7 separate regions of the Homo sapiens genome follow, and all the other regions are linked to region 3. Evidence: chromatin loops called from intact Hi-C (ENCODE). Cell type or tissue: PC-9. All regions are shown on one strand. Region 1 overlaps INPP4B (inositol polyphosphate-4-phosphatase type II B). Region 2 overlaps INPP4B (inositol polyphosphate-4-phosphatase type II B). Region 3 overlaps INPP4B (inositol polyphosphate-4-phosphatase type II B). Region 4 overlaps INPP4B (inositol polyphosphate-4-phosphatase type II B). Region 5 overlaps INPP4B (inositol polyphosphate-4-phosphatase type II B). Region 6 overlaps INPP4B (inositol polyphosphate-4-phosphatase type II B). Region 7 overlaps INPP4B (inositol polyphosphate-4-phosphatase type II B).

The links. Hi-C counts contacts between places; a loop is a spot of excess contacts. Peaks named below come from ENCODE experiments on the same cell type or tissue, not always from the same donor. Only the 100,000 strongest peaks of a DNase experiment are listed, where the experiment ranks them.
Region 1: it touches region 3 in a loop (14-fold over the local background); 7 of 110 quality-filtered maps call a loop at or near these places.
Region 2: it touches region 3 in a loop (6-fold over the local background); 13 of 110 quality-filtered maps call a loop at or near these places.
Region 4: a loop joins it to region 3, with 15 times the contacts of the local background. A loop is called at or near these places in 4 of 110 quality-filtered maps.
Region 5: it touches region 3 in a loop (2.3-fold over the local background); 4 of 110 quality-filtered maps call a loop at or near these places.
Region 6: it touches region 3 in a loop (12-fold over the local background); 10 of 110 quality-filtered maps call a loop at or near these places.
Region 7: it touches region 3 in a loop (9-fold over the local background); 10 of 110 quality-filtered maps call a loop at or near these places.

Annotation. Positions count from the first base shown.
Region 1 is chr4:142,351,540-142,355,539 of GRCh38, forward strand. The region is part of intron 7 of INPP4B (inositol polyphosphate-4-phosphatase type II B); the gene reads right to left. Among named protein-coding and RNA genes, the nearest start is that of INPP4B, 490 kb to the right of the region's middle. In PC-9, a CTCF peak has its summit at 1,746 (motif pointing right); a DNase peak (open chromatin) is centred at 1,822; H3K27ac peaks cover 1,712 bases.
Region 2 is chr4:142,124,617-142,128,616 of GRCh38, forward strand. INPP4B (inositol polyphosphate-4-phosphatase type II B) reads right to left here. Exons shown (of 26, transcript NM_001101669.3): 19 at 1-144. Among named protein-coding and RNA genes, the nearest start is that of IL15, 490 kb to the left of the region's middle. In PC-9, CTCF peaks have their summits at 2,483 (motif pointing right) and 2,682; a DNase peak (open chromatin) is centred at 2,495.
Region 3 is chr4:142,548,131-142,552,130 of GRCh38, forward strand. The region is part of intron 2 of INPP4B (inositol polyphosphate-4-phosphatase type II B); the gene reads right to left. Among named protein-coding and RNA genes, the nearest start is that of INPP4B, 300 kb to the right of the region's middle. In PC-9, no CTCF peak of the experiment used is centred here; a DNase peak (open chromatin) is centred at 1,971; H3K4me3 peaks cover 275 bases; H3K27ac peaks cover 4,000 bases.
Region 4 is chr4:142,471,183-142,475,182 of GRCh38, forward strand. All of the region lies in intron 2 of INPP4B (inositol polyphosphate-4-phosphatase type II B), which reads right to left. Among named protein-coding and RNA genes, the nearest start is that of INPP4B, 370 kb to the right of the region's middle. In PC-9, a CTCF peak has its summit at 2,393; DNase peaks (open chromatin) are centred at 2,079, 2,699 and 3,409; H3K4me3 peaks cover 3,792 bases; H3K27ac peaks cover 4,000 bases.
Region 5 is chr4:142,613,316-142,617,315 of GRCh38, forward strand. All of the region lies in intron 2 of INPP4B (inositol polyphosphate-4-phosphatase type II B), which reads right to left. All of the region lies in intron 2 of LOC101927613 (a long non-coding RNA gene), which reads left to right. Among named protein-coding and RNA genes, the nearest start is that of INPP4B, 230 kb to the right of the region's middle. In PC-9, no CTCF peak of the experiment used is centred here; DNase peaks (open chromatin) are centred at 1,556 and 2,176; H3K4me3 peaks cover 926 bases; H3K27ac peaks cover 3,261 bases.
Region 6 is chr4:142,405,927-142,409,926 of GRCh38, forward strand. All of the region lies in intron 5 of INPP4B (inositol polyphosphate-4-phosphatase type II B), which reads right to left. Among named protein-coding and RNA genes, the nearest start is that of INPP4B, 440 kb to the right of the region's middle. In PC-9, no CTCF peak of the experiment used is centred here; DNase peaks (open chromatin) are centred at 525, 2,235 and 3,175; H3K4me3 peaks cover 1,858 bases; H3K27ac peaks cover 4,000 bases.
Region 7 is chr4:142,718,400-142,722,399 of GRCh38, forward strand. The region is part of intron 2 of INPP4B (inositol polyphosphate-4-phosphatase type II B); the gene reads right to left. Among named protein-coding and RNA genes, the nearest start is that of INPP4B, 130 kb to the right of the region's middle. In PC-9, a CTCF peak has its summit at 1,958 (motif pointing left); a DNase peak (open chromatin) is centred at 1,652; H3K27ac peaks cover 1,532 bases.

The DNA of each region.
Region 1 (4,000 bases), 200 kb before region 3:
TAATCACTTGATAAGAGAAAAACCTGGGACTTGGACTCAGTTATCAAATCCATTTATAGCACCTTTTCCATAGAAACTACTTCCTTTTGGACACTGAATAAAATTCTTCTCCTAAATGCTCTACATATCCAGTCAAGAAACGTAGAAAATAAATAAGTTGGCCAAGATGAACATGGCTATTAAAGTCAGATCTTTTGTACAAAGCCCCAGCTTAATTTTCACATCAAGGCTCTTCAATTTCAATAATTTCTAATAGTATTAAGAGTTGGGGTTAAAATGTATTGTTATTCTTGTAGTATAATAAATGGTCATGATCTGTTAAATGTGAGCACATTGAAGAATGCCAAAACAATACTTGTGAGCTCATTATTTCCTATATAGTTTTAAAAGTGGAACTGAAAAAGCAAAAGCAAAATACTAAATGTAATATAGCTCTCTTTTACATTTGCTTGCTGCCAGATATTCTATAAATATAAAAACAGATCTCGGAAGCTGCTGTTTAGAATATAAGTAATGAATTTCCTGATGGGGTGTTCAGTAAAATTTTCCAGACATGAGCTTTCTTCCTCTGGTTGGCCAAATAGTGTGTTTTTCCCTCCTGTCTGCCCAGCGAATGTGTTTCTAAAGACCGCTTTGTGTTCCTGAAAATCACAGGAATTCCTGTATAGTACAACGAAGGCCCTGGCAGCAAAGCCTAATCAAGTTGAAGAAAGCACCACAAATACTTCCCAAATGGCTTTCTTCCACAATTGGCAGTATTAAGACAACAAAAGAAAGTGAAAACAAAGGCTACAAAAATAATACATCAACTTTCCTTCTTCTCTCCTCATTTGCTTCCAGGTCCTCAAGACTGAAACACACACACATAGATTAAAAGTACAATTATATCTGTAGTACCTATCATATTCTGTATGATGTGAAAATGATATTTGTAATTATAAATTAATATATATCATATATATATATTACTTTTCTACACCAAAAATATTCCCAACCCATATGTGTACATGTCTTACCAGGAGTTTAACAAATTCACTTGCTACTTTAATATAATAGGATCATACTTCAGCTCCCTTTTGGGGGTTTATGGCACACCACTAACAGAGAACAAAGTAAGAAATGAGAAAAACAGAAACCCTTCCACCTCTCTAATTACATTTTGTTAATTAAACACCTATGAAAGTGTAAACACTCATTCTTATAAACTGAATATTATCAGGATTTGCCTTGAGAAATTCATGGTAAATATTATAACAGCATCCGAATTGCCTGTACTTATTACTGAATACAGCCTGTTGTGTAGGAGGCAATATCCTATAAAAGTCACATGCTACGTTATCCATGGAAACTTTAGCTGATGACAAGTGGCCTATTCAGTTACAAATATAGTCACTTAGAAATATAGGGTGGTGTTTTTTCAGCTCACTACCCATATAACTAAACTCCTGTCACTTGACTTTAGAGATTATCTGTATTTTGGAACATAGAAGCCCAATGTGCTACCACCGAGGATAAAAGGTAAAAGGTAAAAAGCATTAAAAGGTAAAAAGCCACTAAATGCGTACTTTTTAAAAGTCCATTATAAAAAACGATGTCTTCAACCTTTTATTAATGAGGCGCAGCTGTGAATAGTCTACTTTCATCTTATTAAAACGTCTACAGGTAATGAATAGAGAGCGTGATAATATATTCCTCAGGAAAGTTTCAAGACTTTGAAAACAGAACCTTATATTGCAATGCTTTCTAAGTTGCAAGCATAAATATTAGCCTCTAGGGGGAGCGCTAGGCTCTTCCCCTTAGATTTTCTAAATGCTAAGTCAAGAAAAGAGGAAAAAATTCCATTCCCCTAAGAGAGAATGATCCAACTGGTCAGATTCCAGGACATTGATTGGACCATGTTTTGTGGGACTGAAGCTTTCAGAAGTTTTTAAAAGGTCAGCATAAGCAATAACTTCTCTTCTCAGACTCTCCATGCCTTCCATAGGTGGCAATCAGACTAAATCTCTGCCCTGGCAAACTACTTTTTCTTTCTCTCTCTGTATATATACGTGCATATACATATATACATACAGATGCATATACAACTGCATCTAGGATTATCTGATTGCTGCCTTTGCTTAGCCACTTATGTCCATGTCCTTGAAGATAAATATTGTACAAAGGAATATTTGGCTTTTTGGTGCACTGCCCATAATATCACAGCACCCAAGATCTTTCTCTAATTTCTAATAGCATTTGCAAATAGTATAGAGTTTGTTTATTTTAAAGTTGCACAGAATGCCATTACCTAGCTTAGTGACTTTGGGCAGATCACCCTGTTCTGTGAGTCCCACTCTCCTCACTAAATGGTTTCTAAAATGTTTTTGATTCCAAAATTCTATGAGTTTTTATCTTCAACAATTTTTTCCCAATGCTAAATGAAATTTTGTTCAATAACTCTTGGTGGTCTAAGTCATTTCCCCACTGTGTGATTTAATTGACATAATGCCGTTCAAGGTCACAGAGCAAAACCTAAAACATCTAGCAAGCACATAAAAATTCAAGTCAAATGCATACAACCAGTCAGCTGCAAAGATCTCAAATGCAATAGCCGAAACCACCTAAGCAGACAAATCTAAATAGCAAAGTCACAATCTGCCTTTTATCTAGCATATTGGGTATCTTGTGCCACGAACCTTCTCAGAGCCTTGGGACATGGGCTCAGCAAATGTGTATGCTGACTCTTACACCTAAAAATTCAGTAGAAGCACAGATCATCTTCCTGAATGTGCCAGCAGATCTTTATCCCATAACTATGTGCAATTCAAACACAGGTTTGGATGAGTACGGCTCATTTATATGTAGGAAGAACAGAATTTTCACAGGAAAAGCAGAGTGGAAGATTCTTGTGTCCCCCACAGACCTGGAGTTCTTGTCTATTTCCATTCGGTACCTTTTATCTATCTTGGGCATTTAAGGAATAAACCGGCCAGAACAATTCAGATGGAAGACAAAAAATAAAATAGAATCATTAGTTCCAATTCTTCCAGAGAATTCATCTAACAAAATGAGCTGGTGTTATGGGAGGTAGAACAAAGAGAATCCTAAATTGTATTTAATCCAATAGCTTTACTTCACTAGTTAGAAAACTGAAACTTAGCAAGGTCCAATCTTTCATTGGAATGACCTTTATTTTGAGCTTATTTTAGATGTTATTATGTGCTTTGCCATAATGGGGAAAGGTGAATGGAAAATTCTGCCTTCGCATATTCCAGAGATTAGGGAGACAAGCTAAATATACCTAACTAACATACGGCTAGTTATCTATTTCTGTATAACAAAGCGAGGACTTAATGGCTTGATGGTGATTTATCACTTCTCACAGTTCTGTGAGTTGACTAGGCAATTATGTTTGTCTCATCTGGGCTCACTCATGGGGTTCAGATAGCTTGTGGCTCGTGGCTCGAGTGGGGCTTGGGACTCTAAGATGGCTTCATTCACATGCCTAGGGCCTCAGTAGGATGACTGGCATGGCCCTGAAAACTGCGAAGCTCTCTCTCTGTGCAAACTTTCACCTGGACTTTTTATATGATTCTGGAAGTATTCCAAGAAGGCAAAAGTAAAAACTGCAAAGCGTCTTAAAATAGAAGTTCAGAAGCCACATTATATCACTTCTGTTGCATTCTATCAAAGCAAGTCACAAGGACAGATCAGTTTCAAAGAGTGGGAAAATAGACTCCACCTCTTTATAGGAGGAGCTGCAAAGAATCTGTGGTCGTATTTAATCTAACACATCCGGACAACAGAGAGAAATCAGGAAGTTGAATGAGATGCAGATTTGCTCTTTTTTTTCCCCCCACCAGAATATGTATTTAAGGATAGAAGTGATGTTACAGGTCATTAATTTATTTATTCAGATATTTCAGTATTTTGACTTCTGACAAATCAAACCCATGCCAATGCTATGCTTTTATACAATTTCTACATCATAACTGGCACTCACTAAACCCACAATCAACAA
Region 2 (4,000 bases), 420 kb before region 3:
GCGTCAGCATCAGACACTGGGGCAAGCTGTACGCAAGTTCCTGAAGGAGCACAAATGTCAGGGACTGCTTGGCTCGGTTCACCACTTCTCCCATGCAGTCCTTCAGGGTAAGGATGAGGGGATACAACTGTTCATACCAGTCCTCTGGGGGAAGGGGGTGTAAGAACAGTGCAATAGATGAAGGAAGGTCTTGGAATATAATGCAGAACCAACTTCCAACTTATTTTTAATTTTTCAGTAAGTTAGACATATTCTTAAGGATTCACAAAGATTAGAGCTGAAGATCTCTAATTTAAATCTCTCGCCTGAACTCCACAATGTCCATAAGCAGCCACCCATCAGACCTCTCCAAGTGGATGCATTTAACATATTTGCAGCAGATCTCTCTTCTCTGCTCATCTCTAATCTGTGCACTACCTGTATCTTAGTGAGTGGTGCCATCAAATCTTTCTCATACTGGAAACAGAAGTTTTACTGGACTTCCTCTTTTGCAGTTTTCACATTAACTTGGTCATTAAATTAGTTCTACTACTCTTAACAGTCCATCAATATGCATCTTCTCCTTGTCCATGCCCATCGTTGTTTATTGCTCTCCCTTGGATTACTTCCTGGACTACTCCCTAACCCATCTCCCTTCCTCCAGTCACACTCTACTGAATTCCCTTCTCAACAGTGTTGCCAGAAACATTTATAATCAGTTTGTATCTGATTGTACCACTCACTCCTCACTTCTTAAAATATTTTGAAAAAAAAACACTAAAGCATTCATAAATAAATAAAGTTCAAACTCATGAAAGATTCTCCATTATCTAAACTTTGCCTATTTGTCTAATCTCATCTTTCAGAAGTTTATTTGCTGTCTTGAGTCTCAGGTGAATTGAACCTCATGTATTTCCTTAAACTTATCTTGTTCTCTCATCTCAATGTCTTTGAAAATCCTATCTCCTCTCCTGGAACACTCTTTTTCTACTTATCTTCCTGACAAATGCTTTATCTCTTCTGCAAACTCAATTCAGGATTTCTCTTCTCCAGGAAGTCTTCCTTCATTTCCCCCTTACTACACTTCCCTATTCCATGAAGATTGGGTTGAGCTGACTTCCTTTTGTGCCTGTATCTTCCTGTCCCAGTACTACTCACACACTACTCACCATTTTCCTCTGCAAGAAAGATAACTCACTGAGGGCAAGGAATTCATTTTTTAATCACCGAATCACTAGAACCTAGCATAGTGCCTAGCATATAGTAAATATTCAATAAGTTTTAATTGAATGAGAAAAGTTACAATAAATATAAAAAGTTTTAAAGATATAGACAAGTTTAAGTAAGTCAAGTTTTGGGTAGTATTTGGGATTCAAATAGCTGTTCTTCAAATGAGGATGCAAAATTGAGACCATTTGTGCTATTTGTATGTCTAGATTTCTAACAGGCATCAATTATATAATTATGACTTTGGTATGATATAGAAACAATTTATGTTCTGTTTCAGTTAATTTGGAGATCAAAGCCCTGGCAAATGTTAACTATCATAAATTCTTGACCGTGTGACATTCCATTAATATATAAATAAATTAATGGGTGACAAATACGATTTGATATGAATGAGTGCATGCTGCGAAATTAATTATAAAGCAGGAACTGAAATGATATGATCTCCTCATCATAAAAGTGCAAGCATCATTGTGAGTAATGTGAGTGGTAAATAATCAGTTAAGACCTTGAAAGAGTGACAGAGAATAATAAAAAGAATCACAATCACTATCGTACCATGTCTACTGTCACTTATTTATTTTATGTTGTGGTATAATAGACTAGATGAAATAAACCCAAAGGGTTGAAAGGATAATTAATGGCCCCAACATAATAAAAAGATACATTCTTAGTAATACTCTATGAAATGCCTATGTGATGTCATAATGTAAAATACATTAGAATGTTAGAAATTATTTTAAAAATATTGTAGATGTACATGCTATTATGAGGATAAAAAGCATAAAGAAAGAGGAATGCAACAGAGCCCTATTAATGCATGATCATTTAATATTGGACAAACTTATAGGCAGCCTAGAATAAAATGTGAACAATGGTTCAATTTAAACAAGCATTGGTTAACTGTTGATTCTTATGTCATTGTCATGTGTAAAAGGGAAAATAGAGGTACACTGAACTTTTTTTTCATAATAAGAGATACATCAATAGATACCAAGAATGAATATCCTATATTCCTATTTTTTCATATTTGCATTTTTATCTCCTGTTCTCTCCCTTTATTTAATTGTTGTTCTCAATATGAATGGGTAGACTAATAGACACAGGGAAACACTAGAAAAAACTTCAATAAATTAACCCAGATGTAAATTTTAAACGATAACAGACTGAAAACTGCTTTTGTTCTGTGCTTAGCTCTGTAGAGATTTGTTTCTACTAGAGAATTCCCAAACATAAAATACATCTTCTGTGCAGTAGGTGGCGCTGCTTAATCAGGCTGAAGCAGAACTACTTTGCACTTACTGCATTCAAGTAACTGATTTTTACTTTGTACGCAGTTGTATAGTTCCCAAACAGCATGTACTTATTGTTTAAGCATCTTGCATGGTACTATACTGAATCAACTGGTCAATACTTTATATGATTTTTCTAGTTAGAAAATTTAAAAAATAACTTAAGTGACCACATTTGTTTTCTTGCAAGACATTAAGTGACAATTCTAATTAAATATTTGTTTCTCTAAAAAGTATTTAAAGGAGAAAACTTTGCAGATTGTCTCATTAGCATAAGGATAGTTGCTTTATTCACTTCCATCTTCACTTATTTAACCAGTTGATTCTTAATTATAAATTACAATCAGATGACAAAAAAAACAACACCAAAACAAGTCTGGTTTCCAGTTTCACTAGATTGGAAGTGGAAACCCAGGATAAAAGGAACACACAACATTCTAAACCTAGGAACAGTGTTACATACTTCTGATACTAACAATATTCCAGTGTCTCTATTTTGCATAATTATATATACTTTTTATGGCTAAAATATCAGGACAATGACAATATCGGAAAGCATTAATTATGAATGAGAAAATTACAAGTTTGTGAGCAAGGTAATATGTCTTTAAAATAGTAGTAAGCCTTCTATGGAGGAACATAAGTGAAAAAGCTAAAAATACATTTTTTTTCTAGAAAAGAAACAATTTAAGTTGAGCAGATAATGGAAAATTGTACTGGAAAATTCCAATGCCAATGACTCCAGGTTTTCTTCTCTGTTAATATGCAGTCAGTGTAAATCTCAGGTTCTGAAATAAACACAGTGGCTACGACAGGCCAAAGCAAAGCCAAAGTCAGTTCATAAATGGCCTTTTTGCTCCAATGAACATCCCAAATCATTCTCACAAAGGAAAAATAAATGCTTTAGTCTTTTGCTTTAAAATATGTTTTGGGGAAAATTAAAAAAAACCCAAGCTTCAGCTCTTGACAGTTTTCAGACTTGTCACTTGCCCCTCACCTTTATGTCTCTCTATACCTTACAGTTTACATGGTGTTTATTTGGTCCTCCTGATAAAGATGAAGGTAGTATTCATTCATATATAAATATATATATGTGTGTGTGTGTGTGTATGTATATACACATATATATACGTGTGTGCACACACACATACACACAATCTTAGTTGAAACTTGAAAAAACTAAACTCAGAAGAGTGGATGTGTGTATTTCAGGATTTCGTACTTTTATACACACACACACACACACACACACACACACACACACATACACACACATACCTTTTTTATAAACCTAGTGAAGCTGGGGAGCTAAGGGTGCCCCACAATATAGTCACTGCCCCACTATCTCTGCCCTGAGCCAACTAGCCTCGCAGGCACTAAGTGTGATTTTATTCCCTGGGCTCCTTTCCATGACAGAGGGAAACACTAAGTGAATGTTTTAGTGTGTCTATAAGAACTTGCTGAGACTCCTTAACCCTGAGACCAACAAGAATCTTTCCTCG
Region 3 (4,000 bases):
CTCTCCAACTTCTGTACAATAGAGGCAGACATCTCTTTGGAAAGCTTAAATGGTGGAAGAACCAAGTTGCCAAGTACTAGTCATGACAGAGCAATGTTTCCAGCATGAGAGAATGTTGAGAGAGTCACAGACTCAATGGCTAATGTGTAGAAACTGCAAGTAGTGACCTGAGAGTTTTAAGCCCTTCTGTTAGTAATGGAACAACAATGAAAGTATTCAAAGAATATAAACATCCAAACAGAGACACAAAAAAGGTCATGAAAGGAAAAGTCTACTTTCTGAAATACAAATGAAAAGATCAATATATAAATTCCTAGAAGAGGCTAGCTAATTCGAGTGCTCTTGTCGTATAGAGGGAAGAAATATGACATGAAGTTAACATATTAAAACTTAATTGCCTCCATAACAACTCACCTAAATTATTTAATTTGGAACATTTTTTTTCTGGTACTGGTAAACACCTCAGTATGAAACAGTCATTTTGCTCAATTGTTTTGTAGATACAATAGAGCTTCACTCTACAGAATCCTTGAAATGTGAGTCATTAAAGATGACATGTCTTCAGAATAACAGAGGGGTTACCTATTTAAGTACCAAATATAGTGCATACAGATGTGTCTGTGTGTGTGTGTGTGTGTGTGTGTGTATACATATATATATATTAATTTAACGTTTTGACAGAAAATCATTCTAAAATGTATTAAATTTTATAAGGCTTCCTTAAAAGCACATTAAACATAATGCAATTTTCTTTGATGGCCCAAAGTCACCATTGTGAATATTAATTATTATACTGTGCTATAATAAAATTATGTCTGTGAGGCCCTCAAAAATGGGTACGCTCTATTGCCTCTAGAATTACACAATGTCAGAATGAAATGGGACCTGAGAGCTTGTCCAGCATTCCCAATTACAGATGGGACACTAACATCAAGAGAAGAGTGATGTGATTTAATTAAGCGGACACAACAGTTATCTACCCCAGGTCTCCCAACTTCTTATCCAGAGTCCTTTCACTTAACCCGCACTGCACAGCATCATCACCTATGCTTTCATTTGTTCTTCTGCTGCCTTTTGAAGTTTTTTTCTCTTCTCCCTGGTTAGGGTCTATGTTCACCCCCATCACTGTTGTTGGTGATGAAATCTCATCCTCCCATACTGTGCACTGTAATGATAGGTGGGGTAGTTCTGGAATGTGGGAGGGCACGGGAGCCCATGACCATCAGACGGTAATGACTAGATGTCAGTTTCTGGAGCATGTCCAGAGAAGATTTAGGAGAGTGATCTAACCTGGCTCCCCAGTCAAGGAGTCTAACCAAATGCTGGAGTTGAAGGTACAGAGCCAAAGTGAGGGGTAGGTGCAGAAACCAAAACACCAGGTATGAGTTGCTGGAAGGAGCAAGCCATGGGAAGTGATCTGGGTGAATTCCAATGACTAAGATGTCTTTACCTTCTCCAGGGTGATCATATATTGAAAATAAGTACAACGAAAGGGGCAGAGACTGTGTGCCTTTTTTATGGCCCCTCAACTATCCTATTTTAATTCTGGCTTGGAAAAGAACTCATTCCTTGGATGGTTACACAGGGGTGTCATTGAGATCTGGTAAGTAACCTGATGGGCTTACATTCAGGTAATAGGCATGGGTTATGAGGCAGGGGCCTATGGCAGTTCAGAAATCTTTGCTTATTTCCTGGTAAATATCTCTTTCTGGCTTTGTTCCAGAGCTCTCTGAGGTTTCAGAACAATTAAATTCCAGGTAGGTGAGATGTTACTTTATGCTTTGGTTTCCATGTGAATAAATAGATAAGGCAATAGCCTCGTGTATTAGGAGGAGGGGGAAATGGCATTTTAAAAGCCAGGTGCATTTGAGCCTGTTCTAGCAGGTTGGTGAATTTTCACTGTCAGGAACAACTGTCCTTTTGTTTAAAATGATGAATGAGGCTCCCAGGGGGTAAATGACCTGTCTAGGGTGCCACAACAACAAGGATATTGCCTCTGATTAAAACAGTCAAGTATTAGAGCCTAGTGCTCCAAGTGGTGGTCATAGGTCAGGTTATTATCATCTCAGGGTGGAAAATGCTCACTATGTGGTGGGCACAGGAGATTCTATTGTGCTTTCTTCCTCATTCTTTCCTGTAGTGCCAGAAGGAAGCTTTGCTCTGCTGCATAGTCTGGAAGACAAATTGATATTCTCCATAGGAACAGACAGGATGATTCATGCTGTGTGGTACATAATTAAGGTCTGTGAACTCAAAATGAGCAAACCAGGATGTTAGTAATCTTGGTAGAGAAGTGGCTCAAGAGGGCAGGCATACCTTATTCTTTATTTTAATCTCTTTGAGGTAGGAGAGTTCAACTTCTCTGAGATAAGGGAACTTATCCAGAATAGAAATTCTTTTCAAGTTTTTTCTCTCCTATCTCTTGATCTCTCACTTTCATCATTATATATGTAATATATACACACACACACACACATATATATATATATATTTTTTTTTTTACTTTACTGGCAAGAAACTGGATTTTTCTCTCATCCCTTGTACCTTTGAAGTGTTCATTCAATTCAAACAATTACTGAGGCCCTGCAAAGTACTAGGGGACCAAGTACTTCAAAGCCACATATTAAAATGTGGTTCTTATTTCCACAAAAGCCCAGTCTAGTTAGGGAGAGAGATATGCAAATAAATTATCTGGGTAATTATCTGGCTGTGTCGCTATGGGTAAAACTTAAATTCCATAATTCCAGTCTCCTCAAGTATAAAATGACAAAAATACTACTTACCTTGCTGATGGTGTTGTGAGTATGAAAGAGTTAAAGTACATAAATCACAAGTAATTTGCTTGGCACATATGAAATAACTTGATACAAAATAGGAAGCGATAACACAAACTAGTAGATATTCTAACCAAGGAATCGTAAAGAGTCATGGAAACAAAGGAAAGAGGAGGCGACTCTGCCCAGAAGAAGCAACCATTTGTGGTTTTATGAAGTGGCCATTTGTTGTTTTATGGCTGCCCAGCAAGCACACATTCTTTCTCTGGCAACAGCATCCAATTTCCTTGGACGACGCCCTTGTCCCCATACTCAATCCATGTGTTTCTGAGGGAGTTGACTCCATTTTTGGTTACATGGCATGGCAAGAAGCCTTTTCAAAGCTTCAGCAGAGTCTGGGCTTACAAAGGGAGCCTAAATACTAAATTAAAGTGAACTAAAAGATGGAAAGAACTTGTGGGGCCATTTTCCTTTTGTGATTTCCTTTCTAGGACTGCACAGAAATAAAAGGGAGGAGAGAGGGAGGGTAAAGAGACAAGGCAGGAACCTGGGTCTCAAGGTGTAAAAATGTCCAAAAGCACATTTTAAAACAATGATTGCCTAAATGTTTTACTATTAAACTGTTTAAATTTCAGTGATGTAAACCCCTTCCATCTCCTCAAACTTATTATAATTTGTGATATACACAAAGGTCTCGTGTGAGTGTTTCTGTTTATTTGTTTTTCTGGAAAGTGAGATAAGTGTTGAGTTCTGTTCTGTGTTATCACGCAGTAGAACTGTAGCAGGATGCTAGACTGGCAAACTGATACATAAACTAAACCAACTCAGTGGAAGCAGAAGCTCAGAGTGACATATGGCCAACAGAATGTCAATTACATATAGAAAACTTTAAAAAATTGGATGGCAAGAAGGCATAAGACTTCCCTAGGGTATGGAATAGTAATTTGAGCCAATTCTATCTATTTTTGAGGTTAGAAATACTCTAGCTGACACTAAGGCTATATTTTAGTCCTGTTGTGGTTCATTTGAACTCTGATGCAATAGACAGTCGCACCTTGTTTAAATCCCTGCTGTAGTTCTGAACTAGACGCATATAAATGTCAAGTGGCGGGGGACCTATTTCAGAGAAGTAGCAATTGACTCAGCATCAACCAGAGTCCTGGGATTTCTACCACAAAGTCACAGGAAAGCTGTGGAAAGTACTCTGAAATCACTCTTACAGAATT
Region 4 (4,000 bases), 77 kb before region 3:
TGGCTATCACCAAATGCTGTTATTTTTAATTAACGATCAAAATAGATAATTCAAACAATGTTAGCTATACCTATCTCACAGTAAGTGTTCATGTTTCTACAGCTATAGCTTTTTTTTTAAAGCATTAAATGAAAACAAAACCTAGCATACCAGAAAGTCTAAATGCAAATACGTCAATGTGTTGGCAGTAGTTATTTTTGTTTGGTGGATTTGGCTGTCCAAAACATTTGGAACATCTCTCCTACGTCAAGGAAACATCCCACCTTACAAGTTCACACATCACCAAGACGGATGCTAGAAATCCACTTCTTAGTCTTCCTTATACATACAGAACAAATATATGGCCTAGGCTTTTCTGATACCATTGTTCAAGACTTCAGCTCAGAAAAAGAATCCATCTGGCAACCCATTCTGAGAAATGACGCCTTTGCCAGCTGTCAAGACAGTGGGGGCAGAGGTTCTGCCCTGAGGCCCAGCATCAGCAGTGTAGGCAGAGATACCTGTGCTAGCAGCAGTCACAGTGAGATTTCTTTGGAGCAGTGCTCGTGTGTATTTAGCTGGGGTTGGAGCTCCTGAGCACCCGCAATCCAAGCCTGAGCACCCGCAATCCAAGCCTGAGCCTCTGTTCTTTAGGATTTTAGTGGATCCTAGGCACTTTTGCCTTCACCAGCCCCTTCCTCCATAGTATACACACACACACACACACGTATATGTTATATAATAATATTTTATGACTGCATTGGTATAAAGATATATTAATATGGAATAAAAATCTTTCAACCTACAAATTATTTTTTTTCAGATTTTGAAAGCACTGTGGGCCTTAGCAGTACGCTTATTGAGTAAGTTCACCCTGCTTAATGTTTTCAAAGGAATTCCTTTTTCCTTTAAACTAGCTGGAGTATACCTGACTGTACAGGTGGCAAAACTACAGTGAAATTTTCACTTTGTTGAACATTTCTAGGAATTCTTAAATTCTTTGGAAAAGTATGTCTTACTTAGTAAAGAGAAAATAATACATTTATGAAGAAAAAAAGAAAATCTGAACAATTAATTTATCTTCAGTAGCTTATAGCATCAAATGAAAAAAATGCATATCTCAGAATCTTAAGCTACAAAAGTACTGTAAAGATCATTGTAGGAAAAAAAAAAAAAAGTCATTGTGTCCAATTACCCATCTGCTATTTCAATTACCTTTACCCCATACCCTGACCAAGTTGTCATTGTCAGTGATACCGAACCCAGTAAGTACTATCTCTGGAAGAAAAGCAGACATTCTGTCTCTTGATTATATGACTGTTAAAAGTTCCTCTTTAATACTGAAAAAGAAAATATATTTCTGAAATATTTTTCCCCAAATGTATCTCCAATATATGAATATTCTTTATGTTCCCATTTTAGATCCCCAATACCAGTGCCTCAGAATTATTACATAGCTCCCCATCTCAAAAGATTCTTATACCTACTTGCACAAATTTTTTCCTTTGAGTCTGTATCAATCTATGATTTCCGTAGGCCACCTGTTTCTCCAAAGCAAAGATGTGAATTACTAAATCAGAGGCACTGTATCTCTTCAGATCATTATTTCTTTGACCCCCCATCAGAAGAATACAAACTTGCATGAGGTCATAGTTTAAAAGGAAATTTGGAATCCAATACAAAATGCAGACATTTGTATTTTGAAAAGAAAAACTTTTCTACTTTATGAATTTTTCTTGAAGTAGCTACCCAAAACAAAATAGTAAAAACTACACAAAACTAGAACTCTGGGAATACCAATTATCAGTCTTGGTACTGCTCCTAAATCCTGTTACCAACAAAATCAAGGTCTCTCAGATAAATTAAATAATAAAGACAATTTAGACTCTCAACATTTGATGACTTGATTTCTAATAAAGATTAGATCCCTTAGGACATTAGCTACATGACTAAGTAAAATTAATAAAACTGATCAGTGTCATCTGATTTGTAGTTGATATTTCCTTTTTGGGGGAAAGGCCAAAATGGCAGACTAGAAGCCGCTAACAAGTGCTACTTCTAGAGGAAACAAAAGGGCTAGTGAACACTGACCCTGCAGGCTGATCATCTGAGCAACCACATCAGAATCCATCAAGGCAGCAGAGGAACGCAGAGAGCAGAAAGGAGCAAAGCAGGACACCACCCTGTCTGGGCTTAATGTAGAGTCAGCAGAACCTCTCCAAAATGGAAAAGGATGAGTAAGACCCCTCTTGGGGATACACACTGCCTACAGGGACAAATGCAAGACTGGGAATGAGATCATCCCTTTGGCCCACTCCACGGCCCCCCACCATGCTTCTAGACTGAGGCAGATGTTTTCTGGAGGCAACTCTCAAAGTGCAAGGGGAACTCTAAAAGACTTTGGCCCCAGAGCAGACCATCACCAGCACAATAGCCCCAACAGAGGTCGCAGTTTGGTGCCTGAGAGCAGTAAGATTGCTCCACCCAGCTCACTGGACAAGGTCCCATGTTAGGTTCTAGTCCAGCGGTCCCACTTCTGCCATAACTTGGCTGGCAGCCACCACCTCCTGTTGTCCTTGGAAGTACCCAGACAGCAGGGCTGGTGACTCCATGACCCCCACAGATAGCCAGATGGGAAACACCTGCTAGAACTTCCAGCCCAGCAGACTCACTTCCCTGTGAACTCAGCTGGAAAGTGCAGCTTCCTGTTATCCCGGGAAGCACCCAGATGACAAGGCAGGTGACCCCACCCACCCTTGCCTTGGATAGCCAGGTGGACAATGCTTGCTAGTTTCTGGTCTAGTGCTCCTGCTTCTGTGTGTACTCAGCCTTAAGGCATAGCTTCCTGTTGTCCCAGGAAACATCCGGGCTGCAGGGCAGGAGACCCCACCCACCCTTACCACTAGTAGCCAGGTGGGCAACACTTGCTAGAGCTTCCGGTCCAGTGGTTCCACTTCTGTCTGAACTGTCAGTGGACACAGCCTCCTGTTGTCCTGGGAAACATCTGTGTAGCTGGGCAGGTGGCCCTCTCCATTCTCACTACGGGTAACCAGGCTAGCCATACCTGCCAGAGCTTCCAGTCCGATGATCCCTCTTCTGTCTGAACTCAGCCAGTGAGTGCAGCCTCCTGTTGTCCCAGGAGACATTCAGACAGCAGGGTAAGTGACCCTGCCCTTGCCTCAAACTGCAGGTAGCTAGGCTGGCAATGCCTGTTAGAGCTTCCAGCCCAGTGATCCTTCTGCTGTCTGAGCTCAGAAGGCAGGCACAGCCTCCTGTTGTCCTGAGAAAATCCTGTAGAGCAGGGTAGGTGACCACAGGGTGAGTAACCACAGGGTGAGTGACCCCACCCACTCCCACTGCTGGTATCCAGGCAGGCAACACCAACTAGAGCTTTTAGCCCATCAGTCCTACTTCTGTGTGAACCTAGCTGGAGGGCACAACCTCTTGTTGCCCAGGAAAACACCCAGACAGTAGGGCAGACTACCCCACTGACTCCTGCTGCTGGTAGCCAGGCAGTCAACGCCTACTAGAGCTTCCAGCCCGGCAGTCCCACTTCTATGTGAACTCAGCCGGAGAGCACAGCCACCTGTTGTCTGGAGAAACATCCAGATGGCTGGATAAGTGACTCCACCTGCCCCTACCTCTCTTAGCTAGGCAAGCCACACCTGCTAGAGCTTCCAGCCCAGTGGTTTTACTTTTACTTAAATTTGCCAAAGACCACAGCCTCCTATTGCCCCAGAAACCACCTGGATGGTAAGGTAAGAAACTCCACTCACACCCACCTGTCATAGCCAGATAGGCCACACCTGCTAGAGTTTCTAGACCAGCAGTTTTGCTTCCGTCTGCACTCTGTGGGCAGGTGCAACCTTGTGATCTCCCAGGAAGCACAACTACAGCAGATTAGAACTGACCCAGAAAAGATATGGCCTGTCTGCCAACTGTGGCCCTTGCCTGAGAGAGCCCCATTGATCAGAACACTTAATAAAAGAAATTTGGGCATAGAGACAATAACTGGAGGGGA
Region 5 (4,000 bases), 65 kb after region 3:
GTACATTTTATAAGGTATATATTAATATGAAGATAACAAATGCATGCTCTTTATTTTTCACAGGATATACAATAAAATAGTTTGGAGATTACAAAACTAAAAGACTGTTACATGCTCCTGCCAAGGTCATCTATATCTGGAAATCAATAGAATTTCATGAGTTACCATCATACATACACTGATTATACTGCAGTAGACTCTCAGTGTGTAGCTATGGCTACAGATCCTTGGGAAATCTAAAATTCACAACACATATATCTTTGTAAAGACCCTTGACTTTTCATAGACATAATTTCTGTCCAGAATCTCATGTTCTGTGAATATATCCTTCCATCACATTACAAAGAGAAATGTTTAAATCATTTAACAAAAAGCTATACAATAACAAATGGAGAATGTAAAAAAGATTAATATTTAGATGCTGGGTGCTTGGCTAGCTTCACTTGTCATTTAATAACTTAGTCCTACACATCAGCCTCATGGTGCATATTACTCACATACCTTAAATTGTAAAAAATCAGATATCATGATCTTCAAGGTTATTTGCAAATGGTAAGTCCTCCAAGGCCAAATTCACAAATAGAAAGGGTTTGTTGTATTAAGAGCCAAACTTCCACTGCATCCCACCATGTTATACTAAGATTCTTAGTTAATACAAACCTATACTTAAACACAGTGGTGATGGTTATAGGAACGGGTAGCAAATAAATATCAAGATAAGTTCTTAATAGTAACTGAAACAGCATAGTGCTGGTATAAAAATAGATGCACAGATCAATGGAACAGAACAAAGAACCCACAGGAGGCTGAGGCAGGAGAATCACTTGAGGCTGGGAGGTGGAGTTTGCAGTAGGCGAAGGCCACTGCACTCCAGCCAACATGGGTGACAGAGCAAGACTCTGTCTCAAAACAAACAAACAAACAAACCCAAAATAAAGCTACATACCTACAAGCAAGTTGTCAAAAATATACTCTAGGGAAAGAACACACTGTTCAATAAATGATGCTGGGAAAATTTGATAATCATATACAGAAGAATGAAAGTGAGCTCCTATCTCTCAGTATATAAAAATAACTAAAGATAGATTAAAAACCTAAATGTAAGACTTGAAACTATAAAACTCCTGGAAGAAAACCTAGGAAAAACTCCTCTGGACATTGACCTAGGCAAAGAATTTATGACTAAGTCCTCAAAAGGAAATGCAACAAAAAACAAAAATATAGAAGTAGGACTTAATTAAACTGAATAGCTTCTGCATAACAAAATAAATAATCAACAGAGTAAACAGGCAACCTACAGGATTAGTGAAAATATTTGAAAACAATACTTCTGACAGAGGGCTAATATCCAGAACCAAAGGAACTCAAACAGCTCAACAAAAAAGAAACAACCACATTAAAAAGTAGACAAAGGACATGAACAGACATTTTTTCAAAAGAAAACATACAAGTAACCTATAAACATATGGGAAAAATGCTCAATATGAGTAATCTTAAGAGTAATGAAAATTAAAACCACAATGAGATACCATCTTACCCTAGTCAGAATGACTATTACTAAAAAGTCAAAAAACAACAGATGTTGGTGAGGATGCAGAGAAAAAGGAATGCTTATAGACTATTGGTGGAAATCTAAATTAGTACAACCTCTATGGAAGACAGTATGGAGATTTCTAAAGAACTAAAAATAGAACTACCCTTTGATTCAGAAATTTCACTACTGAGTATCCACTCAAAGGAAAAGAAATCATTATATCAGAAAGAAACCTGAACTTGTAAGTTTATCGCAGCACTATTCATTTTTTATTTGTTTATTTATTTTTATTTTAAAAGGTTAGTTCTGAGTCAGTATGACTGACTATGTACCGAGGAACACAATCTGAAGAGTTCCTGAGAAAGTGCATCTGCAGAAGTTAGACTGCACTTTGGTTTTATACATTTTAGAAAGGGAGGAGGTTTTATACATTTTAGAAAGGAAGGAGTTACAGGCAAAGTAATAAATCAATACATGGAAGTTATATGTTGATTTGATCCAAAAAGATAGATATCTACAGGTTATAGGTGGATTAAGAGATTCCTTAATTTGCAACTGGTTAAAGGAGTAAAGCTTTGTCTACAAATTTGGAGTCAGCAGAAAGGAATGTTTTAAGTTAAGATAAGGAAGTCTGTTAACCAATAAACTAGGTCAGAGTGACCTGTAGGGATGTGTGAGTTAGCCCTTGTCTGGCATGGCCTTAGGTCCTATTTGTGATTCAGTATCTTACTGTCACGAAGAGTCCACCTAGTTAGTCTCATGATCTCTATTTTTATTAATTTTTTATTAATGCGAGTCAGTTGTGCCTAAACTCCAAAAGGGAAAGGGTATAACAAGGTACGTCTGACCTCCCTTCCCATCATGGCTGGGAATTCAGTTTTTAAGGTTTTTCTGAGGTCCCCTTGGCCAAGAAAGTGTGTCTTCAGTCAGTGGGGGACTTAAGATTTTATTTTTAGTTTACAACTTGACAGTTTAACTTTTTCGTAGGGGTTGAGAGAATGCTTCCTCTCTGCCCACTGAAGGTTCACAGAAAATAAACTGACAAAAGCCATATTAATAGGAGAAAAAAAGGCATACAAATTCATAATGTGCCTAAACACAGAAGTCATATACAAAATATGAGACTTAAAGAGGGGCCATATGTTTGAGGCTTAAATAATCTCTTTATATGGGAGAGATGTATGGACTCAGGTGTTAGATATTATTTTATAAATGATTCTATTTGGAAGCTAGATGGACAAGGTGAGGGGCAGAACTACATAAAAACAAAGATTGACATTTTTATGCAGATAAAGCCCCCCAACCCTCACCCAATGAAATCTCTTGGTGCTGCCCTCGGAATGGATGAAATGTCTATCTCAGTGTGGTGATGACTCCCAGTTTCTTCTCTTCTTTGGTAGTTTATCTTTCCCAGTTATTTGATGAGATTCCTAGAGAGGGAGTCTTAAAACATAACACATTTCTTTTGGAAATAAGCTTTCTTAGATAAAGAAACTTCAGAGAGATATCTCCCAGTGCTTCTGTAAAGAGGATCAGAGAGAGGGAGGCAAGACAAGGTCGGAGAAAGCCAGTAGTTCTGAAGCTTATTTCTGAGACCTCTCAATTTTTAAGGCGCTTAGCATGTTCTGAGACCTCTCAATTTTTAAGGTGCTTAGCATGTTAAAGAGCCATATTTTGGGGAATTATTTTTGTACCCCAACACTTCTAAATTTTAGCCATTCTGGTGACCATACATTTTTGTCTTATTTTAGTTTTAATTTATATTTCCTTGAAAGCTGAAGATGTTGAGCATCTTTTCACGTGCAGCATTATTCATAATAGCAGTCATGGAATCAACCTAAGTGTCCATTGATGGATGACTGAATTTAAAATATGCTATATATACACCATGGGATACTACTCAGCCATAAAAAAGAATGAAATCTTGTCTTTTACAGCAACATGGATAAAACTGGGAGCCATTATCCTAAGTGAAATGACTCAGAAACAGAGAGCCAAAAACCACACGTTCTTACTTGTAAGTGGGAGCTAAAGAGCAGGTATATATGAGCAGCCAGAGTGGAATAATAGACACTGGAGACTCCTAAAGGTGGGGAGGGTAGGAAGGGTATGAGGAATTAAATACTACCTATTGGGTACATTGTGCAGTATTTGGGTGATGGGCACACTAAAAGCCCGAACTTCACAGCTACACAATCTATCCTTGTAAGAAAACTATACTTTTACCTCTAAGATCTAAAAAAATAGAATAAAAATTTAAAAAATAAACCCTCTATTTGCTCAAACATGCATAAACTGAGAACCCTCACACTCCTAACCCATTATCATTTATTCTATTCAGTGGCTTTCCTGGAATATCAGGAGTTTCTAGCCTACCAGAATACTCTGTGCCTACAGCCGCACTATTTCTATTGACAAATTGACACACAAAAAAGGCAGATCTCATCCATTCCCTGGCTGTGGAAA
Region 6 (4,000 bases), 140 kb before region 3:
TGGGTTAATTCTTGCCCAGGGGCCACAAAAGTTAAAAACTTTCCCTTGAGACACCAGGCTCATATTACAGACCCTCGCCACCATACCATATTTACTTGAATATTTTCTCCTCTCACATATCATTCCCCCAATTTGAGGAAGAAAAATCCAGAAAAATATTCCTTTTAAGCAAGTCTGAATCGACTTTCCTCTCTATCCCCGCCACCCTCGCCTCCCACCTTTGAAATAATAATTTTACTCCCTTCAGCTGAGTTGCTGAGATGTAAAGTGCCCTCACTAGAGGTGGTTCAAGTTAAATTCGGCTGGTGGCTTGCTGCAGGCTGGAGCTATGGATGGGGGAAGTAGCCCTGGGTCCTTGATTTCATGGTGAGGGCATGCAGGGTTCTATACCATCCCTACCCCACTTCTCAGACCATAACAGGAAGGGAGAGAAAGATGAGGTATTTAAGGTATGTTGTGGTCAGAGCTTGCAAGGTCCTTACCATTGGTAACAAAGGTAATATGGCTTAAATCTGAAACTTGAAAGCAAAGGAAAGTATAGATGCAATTATCACCTTTCAATTGTTTACAGATAATCTCTTTCAGAAGTACAAGGAGATAGAAAAAGCAGGAACTTCGGAATGAAACAGGCTTGGTTTTAGTCCAGTTCAAATAGCTAGGCAACACTGGGAAAATTATTTAACTGCTTAACTTCTTACCAGACTTTCAGATCCTGCTGCTTCTGTATGGCGTTTTGTCATATACTTTTTTTTCCTTATATAAACCACATGCCTCTAGTAACAGAAGAGAGCTTATGAAAGCATGTATGGAAAAAACATAATAGCTACAATGTATTTAACCCTTACTATTTTTGAGGCATTTTGCTAATTATCTCTCTATTCCTTAAAATGGTGCTTTGAATTATTTCAGTTTTACATAGAACTAGAACTAGAGGCTTGGAAACATGAAGTGCTCACATTTACATTACTAGAATTCTCTGGTAGCTTACATCCTACCCCACTGGCTTCATTTCTCTTCTTGGCATGCCGACCTGCCCTCCTGCACAATGGCACCTCTCTTTGGAAGACCCACCGCCACACCACGATTATTACTCAACCCAAGAGACTTAGAGTTTTAAAAAATACTGGTGCCAGGTTTCAATAATGTCAACGTATCACCGGAAGGAAAGAAAAAGCTAGATTTAGATTTTCACTGTTCTTTGGTGGTTATTTTGATCATTTCCTTTACTTGCAATATGAATGTGTTTAATTTTATTGCTCATAAAATTCAACTGTTGGTTTTCTGCTTACAGTAAACAGCTCTTTTTCCGTTTCCTGATATTGACATATATCTATCAGAATTTTAAAGCTGAGGCCACTGTGTTTCAAATACAGGCATCTTGCCCACTTTCTGCTTGTAGCCCCATCTTTTACCTTGTGAGCTCATGACACCTTTGCTCAAAATAAGTCACTTCTTTTCTGAGTTCTTATCAGACTTGATTGTGGGCTGTGGTTATTTCCCAGAAATGAGCAGCTGTTCTCCATTTTATCAGAGAGACTCTCACCCTCGTTCCCCATAAAAACAGAGAAAATTTCTATTACACTGAAATGTTCTGTCCAACCCAATTTGCACATTCCCTAATACTGATAAAAATAATGATGATGCTTTGTATTTTTATTATATTCCACATCTAAAAACAATACGGTTACATCTTGTCAGGAAAACAATAATAGTTACATCTTGGGCTGCACTTTTTTCTTCCTACAGCTCAGAGGATTTACTGTACCCTAAGTCTTATGCAGCATGATATCCTGGAGAGAACCCGAGATCAGGCAGAATTCCTAAGCTGTGCTCCCAGATTTCCTGCTTTCTAGTTCTGTGGCACTGAGTAAGTCACAAACTCTGACACTTAATTGCCTCATCTATCTACCTACCTCTCAGGGTGGAAGTGAGGAAATTGGGCCTTTTTATAAATGGACTTTTCTATGCAAAAAAAAAGTTTACTAATATCATACTAATATATATTAATATCAACATTTACCAATATCTGGTGTTTTATTATTGTGTAAAATTGTTTTTATTGACTCAGTCATACTCAGCTTTTTAAAAGCTGTTACCAGGTCCAATATTTCTTCATAAATACCAAATTAGTACATGAGTCATTGCATTTCATAAGGTGAAACCTATTCACATCATGGATCTGTACATACTGAATCAGTCCCACCAGACGGCTGATAAATAATGAGTGATTGGATTGTTTTGTGAAGATATTACTCATATGATCACTATAAAATCTAATCCGTATGAGAATTATTTAGCAGCCAATAAAGAATCCTGAAAAATCTGTTTTCAGGAAAAAAAAAAAGTGAATGGGTGAGGTGGCTTATGCCTGGAATCCCAGCAATTTGAGAGGCCGAGGCCAGGATGACCTGACATCAGGAATTCCAGACCAGCCTGGCCAACATGACGAAACCCCATCTCTATTAAAAATACAAAAATTAGCTGGGCGTGGTGGCACACTCCTGTAGTGCCAGCTACTTGGGAGGCTGAGGCACAAGAATTGCTTGAACCCCAGGGGCGGAGGTTGCAGTGAGCTGAGATCACACCACTGCACTCCAGCCTGGGTGACAGAATGAGACTCTGTCTCATAAATAAATAAAAAGTTATATCTGTCTTCCAGCTATACTTACCACTGCTCATTAACCAAATATAATTCTACTCTAGGAGTGGCCTGCATCTGTGGCCTTCATCAGCTCAGAAGACTAAAAGAAAGCAATGCTTTGGGATTTTGCTTCTGTTTCGTTTTGTTTATTTAAGAATTCTACCCACTTCAATCTAATGGTCAGTAACAAACAAATGCTACTGCAATCCTTCATTCATCAGTAGATTTTTAATTTCTGCCTTCTTAATGGCTTTGCTTAGTATTGAATTGTTTAAAAGTGTTCTTAGACCTCAGAAGAGTTTAAATATGCAGGATGTTGATAGATGGGGATTCTAGTGTGCTTGTATCCAGTGTATTTTTTATTGAAATGTGGGAAAAATAATAATACAGAAGGAATATATTTTTAAACCATAATTTGTGACTTGTCATCAGAAAAAAAATAAAGAGCAATAAGTGACTTTTTATTTCCTGATTACTTTTGCTATGGTAACTAGTAACATGAGGGTTCACATTCTACTATGAGTAGCTGTGAGTGAGATGCCTACAGGCATCCCCAGCTCATATTTGTACAGGAGCCAGGCAGTTTTCACTCTACGAGAAGGAAATCCTCAGTGGAAGCATAATAATAAAAATAAATGGAGGGGGCCACATGCGGTGGCTCACGCCTGTAATCCCAGCACTTTGGGAGGCCAAGGAGGGCAGATTGCTTGAGGTCAGGAGTTCGAGACCAGCCTGGCCAACATGGCAAAACCCCATCTCTACTAAAAATACAAAAATTAGCTGGCCATGGTGGTGGGTGCCTTTAATCCCAGCTACTCGGAGGGCTGAGGTGGGAGAGTCGCTTGAACCCGGGAAGCGGAGGTTGCAGTGAGCCGAGATTGCGTCATTGTGCTCTAGCCTGGGCAACAGAGCGAGACTCCTTCTCAAAAAATAATAAATAAATAAATAAATAAATAAAGAGACTCAATATCTCCGGTGACTGAGACTCTATCTCAAAAAATAATAAACAAATAAAGACTCAATATGTCCAGGGAGGGCTAGGCACTGAACAAACTGGAAAGCTTACACTATGTCATAAGATGGAACCTCTATACAAAGTCATTGCCTGAAAAAATGAAGGCCCACTGTGTCCTTGATTTTAGGATTTCTCCAAAGCTTGAAATCCCCAGTCACTGTGCAGGTGAACACTGGAACAGCTGCACAAAATACATCTGTTTGATAGATTTGGCCAGAAGTTTTTCTGAGGAATAGAAATTGCCAAATTCTAGTCTTGACGCTTACAGCTACTACCTAGCCTCTTAGGAAGAGGGCACAGATTTTCTTCTGCTCCAGTAGTTCTCACTGGAGAGTCCAGAGCTA
Region 7 (4,000 bases), 170 kb after region 3:
TACGAAGAAAGTGGCAGACTGAAGACAGATGCCCCAATCGGATCTTATTCCTTGCCCCTTCTAGAGAGTTAAGTATGGGAAGCATAGGCTGGACTATTCTAGATCAAGCAAACTTGTGCGTCCGCATCAGGCTCAATGATAAGAGTGTCTTAACTGAACATTAAGCTAGCGCTGTGCCTTCTGTTCATGAATAGCACTTTCTCATGGCATAGGTAGTCAGGGCCACGAGCAAGTGCTATTCATGAATGAAAGGTACAGCATTAGCTTGATGTTCATATTGATGTTCATATGCCAAGTAACTGTAGCATGATTTCAAATGTCTGCCTCATCACCTGTAAACATAATTAAAGAATAACAATCAAAGTCTTGGGGAAAATCCTGTTAAGTCCTTTTTACTGGTAGTTCTAAAATAGAGATGCAAAACTCAGTAAGATTTAAGAAACTCAGTGTTAATCTTATGAAGTTAAACCAATAATCCTCAAATATAACAACTTCAGTATGAAAGTACATATTCCCTGAGCCTATGAACTAGCTCAGTTAGCCCCACCTCACTATACCAACTAAAAAAATCTTAAACATGATAAAGATGTAACATTTACATTAATATTTTCCTTGGTACAATGTGCTTCAGGAAAGCAAATGTTTTTATAATTATCTTTACATCTTGAATGGATTTAAAGCAGATTTTTTTCCAAGGGAGAGAAATGGGAACAACTCTTCCTTTCTCTTTATCACTTACAAACCTGCTTCACACTTGGTTGACTCACACCCAATCACCTATGACTGATTTCTAAATCATGCTTAAGATCCAACAAATTAGATTGAATCCTCCTGCTAATGTAAACCTAACCTTATAAAAAATTAATGGCATTATTTAAAATAACATTATTAGTATCTATTGAACATTGGCCAATACTACAATTTTCTTATTTTTTATTTTTTGAGACAGGGTCTTACTTTGCCACCCAGGCTGGAGTGTAGTGGTGTGACCACGGCTCCCTGCTGCCTCAACCTCTCGGGGGTTAGGTGATCCTCCCACCTCAGCCTCCTGAGTAGCTAGGACTACAGGTGCCCGTCACATGCCCAGCTAATTTTTGTATTTTTAGTAAAAATGGGGTTTCGCGATGTTGCCCAGGCTGGTCTCAAATTCCTGGCCTCAAGTGATCTGCACGCCTCGGCCTCCCAAAGTGCTGGGATTACAGGCATGACCCATTGAACCCAGCCTATAATTTTCTTATTAATTTCTGAAAAAAATGAGATACTTTTACTAATTCTTAAAAACTAAAAAATTATATGTACTATAATCCATGGAAAATATCATTTTTTCTTATTTCTAGATGATGTTGTCAACTCATGAGCAAACATTCATAATACTCTATGGCATCTATCCAAAAGTTGAGTACCTTGTAACAACTGAACAGAGATCCATGAAAGTTTAGAAATTATTAAGGAAAAAAATTAAAGATAGAATTTACTAAGTAAAAAGGGCACAGATGTGGATGCCGAAAAATTAATACTACACAATCTTCTGATGGGCTATAGCACCAAATGCTGTTACAAAAACAGAATGAAACAAAACCAAAGCACAAATACCCATCCAATGATGGCATAAATGAATCATAAAGTATCAAAGCAGAAGTTTAGAGCTCTGGCATCAGGTACAATTCCTGACAAATTACTCAAGTTCACCCATAATTCGTCATTGTCATCTCAATGATACAGAGAATACTGGAAGTAAAAATAACTTGTTACATGTGAACAGAAACTGGTTTAGAAAATAATTCAAAAATATTTTATGCCTGCACTCCTACTCTTTGTACGGCAAAAAAAATAGTTCTTAAACTTTCAAATTAAGTACCTACTATTCTCAGGTAAGATGTTCTAATGAAGTATCATTTTTTATTGTTAGCAAATTAAGGTCACAGGACCCCTAGGAGGTTGCTGCTGACATCTAGTGGCATACTTTTTAAAACATCAAATTCATTAAAAATATAGAGAGCTATCCCTCATTACCCAGTGGGGTATGGTTCCAGGTTTCCTCTTTCCCAATGTACCAGAATATGCGGATGTTCAAGTCCCTTATATAAAACGGCATAGTCTTTGCACATAACCTATGCACATCCTCCCAGACACTTTATATCATCTCTAGATTATAATACCTACTACAGTGTAAACGCTATATAAATAGTTGTTTTACTGCATTGTCTTTTAATTTGTATTATTTTTTATTGTCTGTTTTTTTTTCCAAATATTTTTGATTCCCAGTTGGTTGAATCTATGGATGTGGAACCCATTAATATGAACAGCCAACTGTATATGTGTATATATATACATATATATATATATATACATATATATATAATCTCTCTCTCTCTCTCTCTCTCTCTCTCTCTCTCTCTCTCTCTCTCTCTATATATATATATATATATAGTTTTCTTATTTTTTATTTTTTGAGACAGGGTCTTACTTTGTCACCCAGGCTGGAGTGCATCTCGTGTGTGTGTGTGTGTGTGTGTGTGTGTGTGTGTATGATTTTCAGCATCATATATATAGAGAGAGAGAAAGAGAAGAACAAACATACATTTATGTTCAAGCGTGTACTTGCAAAATCTAGTGGACATGTTACCAATTATTTGTAGCCCAGATCACTTTGTCTTCAATGATGTGATTCTCCTTCCAAAGTAATCTTAGTGCTGCAAAACCAGAAATAAAAATGAGCAGATCTGCTAAAGCCTTAAAGGAACCAATTCCCTCAAAGACTTTAGTCTTTTACTGGGAATTGCCAATTCTCTGAGAGCCCCAATTCCCAAAGGCTTCTCCCCAAACCCAATAGGCCTAATTTCTTTTCAGCTTTCCAAATAACCATGACCCTACTCCATTTCCATACCTGGCATTTAAGTACTTTTAGGATCTTAGCCTAGAGAGACTCCACTATAGAGCAGAGTATATGCTCTTGCACAAAAATGCTTTTGTTGGGTAGGGCAGGTTAGATTTTTCTGCAATGATGTATGGAGTGGCACAAAGCCAGTAAGTGATAAAATTAAGCTGTCTCCCTTTGGTGAAGAGAATGTGTTCCTACAGTGGTGTTATAAATTAGTTGATTGGAATTTAGATTTTATTCTTATTAAAACGATGTCATAAGGCCGGGCGCTGTGGCTCACGCCTGTAATCCCAGCACTTTGGGAGGCCGAGGCGGGTGGATCATGAGGTCAGGAGATCGACACTATCCTGGCTAACACAGTGAAACCCCGTCTCTACTAAAAATACAAAAATTAGCCGGGCGTGGTAGCGCGTGCCTGTAGTCCCAGCTACTTGGGAGGCTGAGGCAGGAGAATTGCTTGAACCCGGGAGGCAGAGATTGCAGTGAGCCGAGATCGCGCCACTGCACTCCGGCCTGGGTGACAGAGAGAGACTCCGTCTTAAAAAAAAAGATGTCATAAAAGCATAGTAGGTTCTCCAGGTAGTCCTAATTAATACAAAACATAGCAAAATTATAACTTTCTTATTACAAAGAGATCTTTTAGTCTTTTAAATATACCTTCAATGGAAATCCTGGAGATTCAAGGAGCTCATTCACTCAAAATTTGTCTGCTTTACTCATAAGGAAAAGTAAACGTGGCTGGCAGAAAGATCTTTTTTACAATTATATTGAAGAAAAAAATCCGTGTCTGTGTGTGCACCTTTATATATGATATCAAATTATATATATATACACACACACATATACATATGTATACATACAAGAATATACCAGAATATGCAAATCAATGACAGTATGGCGGATACCACAACTAAGTGTGAGTGAATGTAGTGTAGGCTGGCTAAGGGAGAAAGGGAGTTGTAATATAATGAAGGTCTCAGAAAGCATCTTAAAGAGAAGTTTTAAGGTTACATAGTTTTTGGAATAAAGAAGAAAGCAGACCAGACATTCAAAGCCAAGCTTTAAACCTAAGCAAAGACAAGAATGTTTGGAATATGTGGTGTTAAGAGAGACATAAAT